Linked DNA regions of Homo sapiens: region 2 is linked to region 1. The links are chromatin loops, found by intact Hi-C in ENCODE. Cell type or tissue: OCI-LY7. All regions are shown on one strand. Each heading gives the region's core, and the rest is flanking DNA. Links, peaks and the distances in the headings are about the cores only.

What was found. Peaks named below come from ENCODE experiments on the same cell type or tissue, not always from the same donor. Only the 100,000 strongest peaks of a DNase experiment are listed, where the experiment ranks them.
Region 2: it touches region 1 in a loop (14-fold over the local background); 2 of 110 quality-filtered maps call a loop at or near these places.

What each region holds. Positions count from the first base shown.
Region 1 is chr4:174,761,507-174,766,506 of GRCh38, forward strand. The region is part of intron 3 of GLRA3 (glycine receptor alpha 3); the gene reads right to left. Among named protein-coding and RNA genes, the nearest start is that of GLRA3, 65 kb to the right of the region's middle. In OCI-LY7, for the core only: CTCF peaks have their summits at 2,811 (motif pointing right) and 3,011; a DNase peak (open chromatin) is centred at 2,815.
Region 2 is chr4:174,924,278-174,932,625 of GRCh38, forward strand. It overlaps ADAM29 (ADAM metallopeptidase domain 29), which reads left to right. Exons shown (of 5, transcript NM_014269.4): 3 at 6,709-6,897. Among named protein-coding and RNA genes, the nearest start is that of ADAM29, 10 kb to the left of the region's middle. In OCI-LY7, for the core only: no CTCF peak of the experiment used is centred there; DNase peaks (open chromatin) are centred at 2,904, 4,104, 4,784, 5,244 and 2 weaker places; H3K4me3 peaks cover 3,926 bases; H3K27ac peaks cover 5,000 bases.

The DNA of each region.
Region 1 (5,000 bases), core at 1-5,000:
TCATCTTTTTTGTTCTCATTTTATAAAAATGGTTTATTTTATGGGCACTGGTGAAAAGTAATGGTTCAATGTATAAATATTGATTTAAATCACATAGCAGCACAATTCTCTAACTTTCTAACATATGTGTAACAAGATGGAGAGTCATCTGTTTTTTGAAGATAGATAAAACCAATATGTTCATTTAAAAATACTGTACTACTGTATATACATGCCCAAACTACTATGGAGACTGTGAGGGGTAGGATTTAAAAGGGGTATAAGCAGGCTCTGGGATGCTACTTTTGACTTGAGTGTGGTTACATGAATGTGTGCACTTTGTATTAATTCACTGTACTTCACTCCTATAATTTGTGCACTTTTTTGCATATGTATTGAATAAAAAGTTAGGAAAAGGAGGCTCATTATTTTATCTTTATAATGGAAAAAAGTTTATGATTCAGTAATAAGTAAAGAAGTGATTTGTCAGAATAAAATGATTACATCATCCTTTGTGCTTAGCAAAATGTTTGGTTCATTATATGCTCCCACAAAAAGATTCACTGAATGAATGAATGCATAAACCATGTAAAAAATATGTGCAGTCAAAACATTTAGAAGTAAATATAAATGTAGCTAACTGCTAATAGTGCTGGGTTTGTGTGGGGGCGTTATGGGTGGTTGTTTTCTCTCTTTTTCAAATTTTAAAATAAATAATGGACTTTTAATGTCATCGTGGGTGTAGCCAGTCCCATAAGGTGCTTCTATGATGGAAATTTCTTTCTTGCTTCTGTCATAGTTATGCTTCATAGTGTGTGTATATATATACATATTTCTATTTTGGAGTTTTTCTTAAAAGTTTGACAGTTAGCTGAGAACATCTGGACCACCTATAGCCAGCCCCCATCCCCAGATCAGATCAAATGGAATTCCCTTTTACCTATATCATGGAAGCTGCTTATCATCTCAGTGATTTTTTTCTTCAAGATTATTCATTTTTGGTTCTTATAACTAGGTATTTTAAGTACTGGAAGGCATAGGGTTAGAGAAATCACATATTAATGCTGTAGACATTCATAGTCCTGCAGACTTTTTCTGATGAAAAATAAAAGCTTTCATTTAAAGCTTTTTGTCTAACTTCTAACGTTCTCACCTGTGATCACCAAATAGATATGCTCTGCCTGACACACTTGGCGTGTTAAATTTTAAATTTGTGAAGGTTTTTGTTTACTTTTAAATAATCTTTTGAATTAAGATATAACAGCCATTCATAACATACACAAGTCTGCAGTGTCCATTAAAAGATTCTGACATATGCATATACCTGTGTTACTACTACCCAGATCAAAAAATAGAACAATTTTGGTACCCAGAAGGCTCCGTGGTACCTCCTCACAATCAGTTACCAACCACCTCCCACCCCTGACCAAAGATAGTCTATCAGAATTCAGAAGTCTTTTATCATCAGAATTGATTTTTTCATGTTATTGAACTTCATACAAACGGAAGTAATTGGTACATGTTCTATTGTGTTTGTTTTCTTTAGCTCATAATTATGTTTATGAGAAATATCCATGTTGTTGCTATGTAATATTCCATTGTCTCAATTGTGAAAATTAATGATGTGACTTGGGGTTATTACAGTCATACCCAACTAGATGGGAGTTAAGGACCATGGGGAAAAAGCACTCAGGTCACAAAGCTCCTGCTCCAGGAACTGTCTGGCAAGCCAGGCTGCAGAAATAACTTGCTATATCTTAAAACCCATTTTACCTAGTAACTGCTTCCATGTAACTGCTACCTTCCATGCCTCAAAGATTAGTTTACCTTCCACCAAGATTAGTTTTACCTACCACCATCACTCAACAATTACAGCTTGCCAAAGCTGGAAGAACTTGTCTAGGCCAATGAACTTTCTTTCAAAACATTTTACAAAACTTTTCTCTTAACCAATAAAACCCCAATCTTTTCTTTTGTTCTGTGGACACCCTGAAGACCAGCCAGGTCTGTGTGTATGCACCAAATTACAATTTGGTTTTTGCGTATATTTCCAAAGAAAACCTTTCTTTGCATTTGCATTTCTTTGCATTGTTAGACCCAACTTAACAAATGCTTTCATCCTGGCACATAAGCCTTATCCACAACTCATCATAGGTTTGCAGGAGCACACTTCATATAAAAGCCACTTAATGTGGAGATCTTAAGCTTCCCCTCATTGAAATAATCACGTGCTTCTTTTATCATCACAGTTTAAAAGGCAGGACAGATGTGCCTCTCTCGCCAAGACCATGTTCCCAAACAGTAATGATGGTAAACTAGTTTTATTTTTAATTTAATATTTTTAAGAACGGGAATTTCCAGTAGTTGTTAAATCATTATCTGTTTAAGAAGAATGTGAACTTGAAATAATTGAGGTGGAACAAGTCCTTAAAGAATCTCATTATGACTCATATATGAGGGTAATAAGGAAGTTAAAATGCTCATAATATTTGTAGAAAAAAGTTTGGTGACTATGTGTAAAATAATGAAACTGTACTCAAGTGAGAATGGTTGGTACTACATGAAATTAATCAGATTAACAATATTGGGAAAGGAGTTTAACAGCTAAAAAGAGATTTGAGTTTATATTGTTAAACTGCACACGCATTTTTTTAAATTTGTGCAAGAAAAATATGAAAAATACATTGTTTGAATTAACTTAATTAACAAAAAGTGGCCTAAAAAGTAGACTAATAGAGAAATTTTCCCAAGGATTAAAGAATAACCTCAAATGGGAGAGCTGTATTTAAAAGTGAGACATACCAGTTATAGACTAGACCAGCAGAGGGAGCTCAATATATTTAGCCAGTAAAGACATTGAAGACAGTTAAGATTCTTGTTAAGCAGACACATATGGAAGAGGATAATTACGTAGTTTTATTTTAAATATGAATTCTCAGACATAAATATATTCATTAATGATTACAGATAATTTGAGATTCCATCCTCTCAATTTTAATTGACTGCCTTAGTTGAATTCAATTATTCGTATTATAAGAACAGAAGTCAGCCTGTGCGACAGACTCCGTCTCAAAAAAAAAAAGAACAGAAGTAAACTATATTCAGCGTAAGAAGTGTGAATAAGTTTAAAAAATACATTAACACATATATTAGCATTTTTACTGAATTAAAAAAATACAGCAATAGAATAATGAGATAAAGTTTTGTTGTAGAGTCGTGATAGTGGACCCTGTGAATAAAATACAACAACTTAACCAAGTGGGAGCAAAACATTTTATGATTCTTATGATAGAAATATACTAACAAGTTCTAATTTTCTTTGTGCCTATATAGATGAACATCAAAATCACAGCTATTTTAGCTGATACCATTAAAAATTAATAAATATTGAATCTGATCATTTTAATGGAAATGATATATGTTTAGAAATTTGGAAGAATAAAAAGAAAAATACCAAGGTGGACATGATTAGGTTTGTAATACTTAACTTCTGGGATATTTGAACAATGTTCATTGACACTGCTTGAGACTGTGAAGAAGTGAGTGATAGATGCTCAAAGTGATTTCAAAAGGAATACATAATGATGGAGTATGTAGGTAAGGAAAGGCTTGCATGCTGAAGGAGAGAAATAAAACTTATGGTGAGAGTGTGTTTGCAATATCCTGCAAGCTTTTGCAGAATGCTATTCTATAAAGTCTGGCTAAATTGTTAAGGTAAGAAATTTAACTGGTGTAGCCATCTTATAGATTGTGTTATAACAGTTTTAGTGGTAGACTGATGAATTATGTCATAAAAAAGGCACTTTCAGAAAACTGGCAATCTTTAAGTCTTAATGGGAAGGAAATCTGCCTATGCCCTCTCTTTTTTCCAAGTCCCTTCCCTCCCTACCCCATAAAGATGGGTAAGACTTTAAATCTTTCCAGCTATTGCTGTGGGAAGTATTTCATGGACGCAATCATGTAAAAGAAAAATATAGAGAAGTATATTTCCAGGTTTTTAGGATTACACATGTATAGAAACAAAATGAGAAAATTGCCAGGGCTGGAAATACAATTTGAGAAGCCTAAATAGAACAAAGCCAATAGTGATTCCTTCAACTGTGGATTTTATGGACTGAATATGTACAAATGTTGGGTATAAATCAGGGCCAATTTTTCCACAAGAATCTAGAATATATCAAAGTCTAAAACAGGATTATAGCCACTTTAGAGAAGAAATTGCACCAGAACCAGACTGTTTCTAACCAAATGACATACGTCTTCTCTGCGTTTACATTCATATACACACATTCATGTTAACTTAGATTGTATCATATTGAAGATAATTCTATATAATGCCTCCAAATTTAAATTCAGTTCTTTTCCACAAATGCTTATTGTAGTTAAGCTATACTAACTTTGAATAGAATCACAGAGATGCTGGTAAATGACTTATATTGCATACATGAGGGAAACAGCTTTTTTTTTTTAAATGATGCCTGTATAAAGCCTCTTCCTGTTGAGATAGATTCCAACACACACTCACACACACCTCTACACACACTTACACCCTCATATATGTAAAAATTTGCATATTAGATTGTTTTTCCTAGAAAATTTACTACCTATTTACTATTCTAAGTAAATAGAACATAATTCTCTAATATTGGTTTTTTAAACTAATAAATCCTTAAGTATTTTATATCATCTTTTAGTTAATATTAACTTTGAGAAGTATCACAAACCATACTTACTAAATTTACAAAGACAATTCTAGCTAATTTAAGAATCATCATCTATACAGTTTCAAAAAAAATAAAATTGGCTGCTAGACAATTTTATAGATGTTCAGTGGTTCATGTGTCTATTTCTGCATTTTATTACAGTTAAATTGCCCAATAAAAGCTAAAGGGCAAAGCAGAGATACCATGTGCTCTTTAGAAAAAGCTATAAAATTTAAGACAGAAGAAATTTGGTCTGTAATGACAATTTTTATGTTTTTCTGGCTTTAATAACTTGATTATATAAAATGTTTTCAAATA
Region 2 (8,348 bases), core at 1,397-6,396, 160 kb after region 1:
CAAAATGCTGCTACATACTTGTTAAAGAGGTTAAAATTTAAAAAATTGGACAATACCAATATGTGGTAAGGATGCAGTGCAACAGGAACTCTCATTCACTGCTAGTTTTGGAAGACAGCTTGGGAGTTTCTTACAAAGTTAGAGATAGTCTTACCTCAACATCCAGAAATTATACTCTTGAATATTAATGCAACTGACTTGAAAACTTATGTCTACACAAAAACCTGCATGTCAATGTATATAGCAGCTTTATTCATAATCATCAGAAAGTGTAAGTCACAAGATAGCCTTCAGTATGCTAATGAATAAACAAACTACGACATATCAATACAATGGATACTGTTTAGTGATAAAAAGAAATGAACCATTAAGCAATGAAAAGACATGGATGAACCTGAAGTGCATAATAGTAGGTGAAAAAAGCCAGTCTGAAAAGGCTACATGGTATATCATTTCAGTTATATGAGATTTTAGAAAGGCAGTAAAAAGACCATTAAAAGACTATTGTATGTTAGGAGTCTGGAGAAGCATAATTCTCCACTTCTTCCATGTGGGCTATGCAAGTTGACACCCTTTCAAAGGCTACAGTGTGGACAATGGAAAAAGTAACTTTACATTAGAGAAATGGACAAATCTACCTAAGCCCGATGATGAAGGCCAACATTAACTGTGACAAGGAATGTCGATAGCAGTTGCCTTGATATGATAAAAGGCACTTTCCCTTTGTGGCCTTCCAAATATGTATAAATTATTCTAACCATCAAACACTAATTGAGGGACATTCAACAAAATACCTTCCCAGTACTCCTCAAGATTGTCAAAGTCATTAAAAACAAGGAAAGGGCAAAACTGCAATAGCCAAAGAAGCTGAAAAAGACATGACTAATTGTGATGTGGTGTCCTGGATGGGACCTTGGAATCACAAACAGACATTAGCAAAAAATTAAGGAAATCTGACAAAAGGCATGGATTTAATAACGAGGTGTTAATATTGGTTCTTTCATTGTGAAACATGTATTATATAATGTAAGATGTTTCTAATAGGAGAAAGTGGGTATGGAGATACATGAAACTCTGTGCTATCTTTGCATTTTTTTTTTCTGTAAATTAAAACGGTTTTAAAAAACAAAGTTTATATTAAAAATATTTAAAATGTCATGACCATCTGCCTCTTGTCATATAGCCATGCCTCCATGGCTAAGACATATAGGAGTAATTAAATGGTTCTTTTATTAAAGAAAGGAAGAAAGGAAATATCTTACAATGTGATAGAGGAAGTCACTTTAAACTATGCAGTTTTCCCTTTCAGAACCGTCCAATTCAAATGTTCTCTGACAGAATTTGTTTACATTATTAATTCTGAGAGTCTTGATAACTCTTATACTTGAGCCAAAATTAAAATGCCAGGAGAAGTATCCATTTCAAAGGGAAAAGGAAGTGGCTACCCACGTAGTTTCGTAAAGACTTGTGCTCCTGAGAAACAAAGAAGTGAACCAGACAGAAGATAAAATGCTAGATGAAAATTGATGATAATAATTGCTTGAGAAGGCTTAGAAAAATAGAAAATCACAGTGGGCACTTTCTGTTTTCCTTGCTTGCTGAAAGACAAATAGAAACAAAGTATCAGGTACAGATGCTTCTGATATGGGATCACACAATAACAACACTGCTTCAGACACACTCTAATGAAAGTCAGCTTTCTTTCAAATCATTTTAAAAAAAATTGTATCCTTTATTTCCTATTTTGTGTAAAAAAAGGAGTATGGATCTTTATACAGATAGAGTGAAGTGGAGATTTGCAAAACCACTGAAGTATTTTAAAGATTGTAAAATAATCATAATAACAATTATGTATTGAATAAGAATGGTAGTCACTGCCCTAAATATTTAACCTGGTTTATCGTATTTAACTTCCCAAACCACTGTATGAGGTAGACATTACTATTATCATTCCCATTTTACAAAAGAAAAAACCGTATCGATAACGCTTCAAATTGATGCTCAGACCACTTCCCTGCCTTCCGGTCATAAGCACACAAGTTTACTTAGCCTAAAGAAACTTCTCCTAGTTGTCAATATGATTAAATTATATAAATATTATTTAATTATCTCAAGTTCTGAAAATAAGATATATTTAACTATGAAGATTTAATAAGGCAAAAGTATAAGGACAGATGAGTTATGTTTTCCATTAAAATACTAGTTTTTAAACTCAGAGTATTGACACTCTAAAACAATGTTAAAAACAAGCTGACCGGGGAGGATTGCTTGAGGCTAGGAGTTCGAGACCAGCTTGGGCAGCATAATGAGACTCCATCTTAATAAATACATTAAAAACCATTAGGGAGTGTCGTGGTGCAAGCCTATAATCCCTGCTACTCAGGAGGCTGAGCCATGATCACACCACTGCTCTCCAGCCTAGGTGACAGAGCAAGACCATGTCCAAAAAAAAAAAAAAAAATGAAACATAACAACAAAACATAACACTGTTTCCCCAGTTTCAATTTCTATTATATAAAAATCCTCATTTGCAGTTTTACAATGCTATCTATATGGCTACCACCTTTTCATTAAATAGTTCTATTGTCTTTATGAACTCTCTCTGACTTGCATTTGGCATATATTGAGAACTCTTAAAATTCAGTAAAATATACAAAAAACAATACAAACTAGGCAAAATATTTCAGCAGACATTCCACCGAAGAATATACATAAATGTCAAATATACTTATCAAAGATACTCAGTATCATTAGTCATTAGTGAAATGCAAATTAAACTCAACTAGATACCACAACAAATCTCTTAGAGTGGCTAAGAAATACTCAAAATACCAAGTGCTAGCAAGAATGCAGACAAACTGGAACATTCAAACACAGGTGTTAGGAAATAGTACAGCCCATTTGAACTATTTGACAGTTCATTATACACTCGCTATCAAACCAGCCACTCTACTTTTAGGTGTTTGCCCAACTAAAAACTTATGTTTACGCAAAAACCTGCATATCAATATTTATAGTAGCTTACACCTGTTGGTGCAATAGTAATTGTGTTTTTTTTTAAACAGCATTACTTTCAATGGTAAAAACTGCAATTACTTTTGCACCAAACTAATATAAAACAATTTGGGGAGAACTGGCACCTTTACTATGTTGAATGTTCTAATCTATCTGTATTTGATTTTAAAAAATTTCCCTTATTAACATTTTGTAGTTTTCACCACGTCAATTCTGTACATGTTTTGTTATATTACTATCTAAGTAGTAAATTTTCTTTGGAATGATTGCAAATGGTAGTTGAGTTTTAATTTCAATTTCTAAATATTCCTTGTTTGCATACAAATTGTGATTAAGTTTTGTCTGTTGATCTTGTAACCTGCAGCCTTGGTGAACTCACTTATTGGTTCTAGGAGTATTTTATAATATATTTATAGGGCTAGTCTACACACCACCTGTTATGGCGAGGTCCCTCTTGCTGGTTGGTGCACAGCTACCTGGGTATTCCTGGATGTGGGAGTGGGGTTTCAGGATAAGCCTGGTGGGAGAGTGCTTCTACTGGCCCCTCTATGTTTACTGGGTCCTGATTGATTCCTCTTGCTGGTGGAATCTTGCTTGGTATTATTGGAGGGACATGCATTTGATCCAAGGGAGACTTAATCCTTTCTGAGCCACCTTCTTTTGCTAGATTATGGGCTGGGAAACACTTGGCCTGTGTGGCCTTCTTCTGTTTGGTGGGGGAATATAAGACAAACTGCCATTATAATTTGGCTTTCCTCCAGTCCTAGGATTCCAAATCAGTTTGTCTTCCTCTTCCCTGCTTAAAACGTTTTCCCTAAGGGTATACAAAAACCTTCATTTTCTGGATTTTACCTGTAAGGGATAATTGGAAGGACAGCTGAGTTCAGGCAAGCTGATTTATTATCAGTCCTGCCGGGCTACCTCCTGATAAAAGCAGAGGAGGCAGCCCTGCTTTCAGACCATTGCATGGCTTTACAAGGCGAGGAACAGGGTCAGGGTGGGGGAGCTGAGATGGGTGTGCAGGTGTCTTGACCGCATCCTGGAGATGTTTTTTGCCAGCTTTGTTATGCAAGGTGAACAGACATGTCAACCGCATCCTGTAACTGACTGGTTAGTTACTGGAGGGGTCAGTGAAGGGGGGTTTGTCTTTAGCCCTGGGGGAGCTGTGCGGATGTCACAAACGACTGCATTGTAAGACCCATGGGAAGGGAGGGGGAACAGTCTGGTTGGGGTGACCCTAACATTACCTATCTCTACAAATTCCCTGTCATGTGCTTAAAAAAAAAAAAGACACCAGCCAGAGTTGACAGGCAAAGACAATTGCAGAGGGAGGCAAGACTATTGCAATAGGGGAGAGAGACTAAATTTAACTCCCCTGAAACAAAAGATGGGACAGTTTTTAATGACAAAGTACTAGAGAACTTTGCAGGGAGGTTGGTAAACATGATTCGGCCATCTGTGTTTGCTAATACGTGCTTATCTAAGTTAAGCTCCTACATTTCTATAGAGACTGGATGAAGGCACTCCATCTTTCTTGGTGTATACTTTTCAAAAGGATGACTCTCAGGACCTGGAGAAAGACATTCCTAGTCTGTAAAACTTGCAAGAGAAGATTTACATCTCTAAGCTGCAGCGAAAGAATTTACAATTTTAACTTTTCTAAAGTAACTGCTCTAAGAAAAGAGAGATCAAGGGCCTAGAGTCAGGAAGAAACTTGTCTGAAGTTGAGTCAGGTTCAGGGGAACTTCTAAGGCTGCCTTGGTCAGTGCCAGATGACTTAAAATTTCCGGAATGCCATCTGCTAATTTGCACTTTCTTGTTTTTGCACATGTTGGTTTCTCTGTAAAATATCCTCTCCTCTTTGTTTTCCTGACAGTTTCCTTATTTTGTTTCAATAATCTGTTCAATCTTTACCTCTTCTGTGAGGTACACTCCTGGTTACTCCATATCAGTTGATAAGGCACATTTTGTACCACCTTTTTGAAGCATAATGTTGACTTTCTTTAGAAAGCATATTCTGATGCTTTCAAAAAGACCCAGCCACCTCTTTTTGATCACTTTGTAAAACATAAAATGTCTTTTTGTTACAGGACTTTTCATTAGTTCAGCTCAAGATGAGGTCCTTATCACACAGCTACGAAAATTTAGGCTAGCGGACGATTTGAGGAGTGAAAAAAATGGAAAAGGGGGGAAACACAGACTCTCCACAAAGGCAGAGTCCCTGCTGGTGCGCTTCCCGCCTCGCAGTTTGAATCCCAGGTTCCACACAGGAAGAGGAGGGGCTAAGCTCCTCCCTGCTGCAAAACCCACAGGAACTTCCTGAGTTTCCACCCCAGTGCCCAAGGCCAGCTGGAGTTTTTATGGGGAGTCCTTCCCACTTGTCTGCCTCATTTTTGTATAGGATTTACATAATTTCATTGTTTATACATCTCTCCTTCACTCTATCTCTCACATCTCTCTCTCTTTTTTTTTTTTTTCAGTTGAGACAGACTCTCACTCTGTTGCCCAGGCTGGAGTGCAGTGGCGCGATCTCAGCTCACTGCAATCTCTGTCTCCTGGGTTCAAGCGATTCTTCTGTCTCACCCTCCCAAGGAACTGCAATTACAGGCGCATGCTACGACACCTGGCTAATTTTTGTTTGTTAGTTTGTTTTTGGGACAGAGCCTCAGTCTGTCGCCCAGGCTGGAGTGCAGTGGCCTGATCTCTGCTCACTGCAACCTCTGCCTCCCGGGTTCACTCCATTCTCCTGCCTCAGCCTCCCGAGTAGCTGGGACTACAGGCGCCTGCCACCATGCCCGGCTCATTTTTTGTATTTTTAGTAGAGACGGGGTTTCACCATGTTAGCCAGGATGGTCTCGATCTCCTGACCTCAAGTAATCTGCCCACTTCGGCCTCCCAAAGTGCTGGGATTATAGGCGTGAGCCACCGCTCCCAGCCTCTCTCATATATATCTATATATGAAACTCTATCCCCACTCATGATGTAAAGCTTGAAGCTAAGTAAGCACTCAAAAATACTTTAAATTGAATAATTAAAGCAATTTTCACATTGTGTTAAAATTTTAATAATATGTCTCTTCATTCTTGTCTCTGAGTAACTTGAGTTCATTCATCTTGTGAAAAAGGCCCTAGCACCTTGTCTGGCAGCTGCTTACTGATTATTTAATGAACAAATGGATGAGTAATAATAATTTATAAAGCAAAATTATTTTTCCAGAAAAGTAACAATTTTGTATCAAAACTTGGAATGTCATATTAAAGTCCTTAAAAATTAAATTTACTTAAGAATTAAAAGCCTCAGATTTTATGTTTAAAAGGTAACTATGTCTTTTTTCCTTCAACTATTAATTTTGTTTTTCACAAATGGCCAACTCTTTTTTTTAAATGACTCCTTTTCTCCTAGAATCAGAAATTGTACTTTGAAAATATACTCTAGATTTAACAATTCAAATAGCCCACTAACACTGACAATTTTGATGTAAAAGAATGATTTTCTTCTGGGAAATTTTATATTTATGCATTTAAATTTCTCTTGATTGTTTTTCCATGTACTTCAGAAAGCTGTGAATTTTTTTTTCAGCCTTCCACTTTTGTGTGTAGTTATCAAGTTTTAGCTCATCAAACTGCTGAATTTAAGCTTTATCTGTCTAATTAATATTCTTCAGCAGTTCACAGTCTTCATTTCTCATTTCAGGTTAGAGTACAAAACATTCTCCCTGCAGTCTCACGAACTGTGAACAAAAACTGAAGTGAAAACTCATAGTGCATAACTCGTCAATACTCCTGTGATCGTATAACCATCAGCAAGAAAACAAATTTGATTGAGCCCCCATCCAGTCCTCTTTGCGTGGAATCAGACCTCTTTTGCAGTGGAAAGGAGCAGGTAAAACAAATAAGCAGAGGCACAAAATCATCACCAAACCAGACTCACTGAAATGCCAACACTGGCATGTGCGCAGACATTTTCTATTCTGGACTTACTTCTAAACAGCAATGCCAACAAGCATGAGAGGTGAAAAAATGTGGATAAATACATGTTTGGTTTATTGAACTAGGTCTTATCATATCCAAATTAAAAACAAAAGGCACATCTCAATTTCAAAATAAGGTTCTGAATTTTAATTCTCAGATTCATTGAATTTCTTTTTGATTCAAAATTCAAACTCTTCTATCGAATATATCCTTTAGATAAATTGTCTCCCAAACTCAGCAGCAGATTCTCCCTTTTTCTTGTAGCCACATGAATCTATATATTTTCCCGACCAGAGTCTCCATATATATTGTTGATAGAAACATAACTTTCTATTAACAAAAATTGTTTATGCATATCTACTAATTTCTTACATTGTATTTCCACCAACCAAACATAACCAAGATCACACATATATTCAATCTTACACTGAGAATACCTTAAAAGCTAATATTTTAAACTTTGTAATTAATTCTGTTTGTCTCTATTTTCATTTAAAAAAAATCTCTCTCGTTAGTACCTACCATAATTTATACCCAGTCTCTCTCTCTCTGTCACACACACACACACACACAAGCACACATACACACAGTGAGAGGGAGAGTGGGAGAGACTGTTTTGAATGTTTTGGTTAATTAACTATAATGTATTTTTCTCATTTGTATTTTATTTAAATTTTCATATTTACTTTCATTGAAATGAAATATTTTTCCACATTTATTTTTATTGAAATGACAATACATGAGGCCAGGCAAGGTGGCTAACACCTGTAATACCAGCACTTTGGGAGGGCAAGGCAGGTAGATCACTTGAGGTCAGGATTTCGAGACCAGCCTGATTAACATGGTGAAAACCAGCTCTACTAAAAATACAAAATTAGCTAGGTGTGGTGGCACATACCCGTAATCCCAGCTACTCGAGAGGCTGAGGCAGGAGAATCACTTGAACCTGGGAGGTGGAGGTTGCAGTGAGCCAAGATCATGCCATTGCATTCCAGCCTGGGTGACAAGAATGAAACTCTGTCTCAAAAAAGAAGAAAAAAAAAGGAATGACAATATATGAAGTTTTCCTGAATGGGGAGAAAGTATAATCAGAGAGTAAAGATGTAACAATTCTTAGTTTATAACTTCAAATATTAGGATCTAGTGGTAAGCTACCTCAGTCTATTTGGGCTGCTATAACCAAGTCTGTATCCTCACATGGTAGCAAGGAAGGCCTCACAAGCTCCCTCAGGCCTCTTTTACAAAGACATTAATCCCATTCATAGGGCCACAGCCCATAGGACCCAATCACTCCCAAAGGCCACACCTCTTAATATTATCACATTGGGGTTTAAGTTTCAACATATGAATTTTGGGGGACAC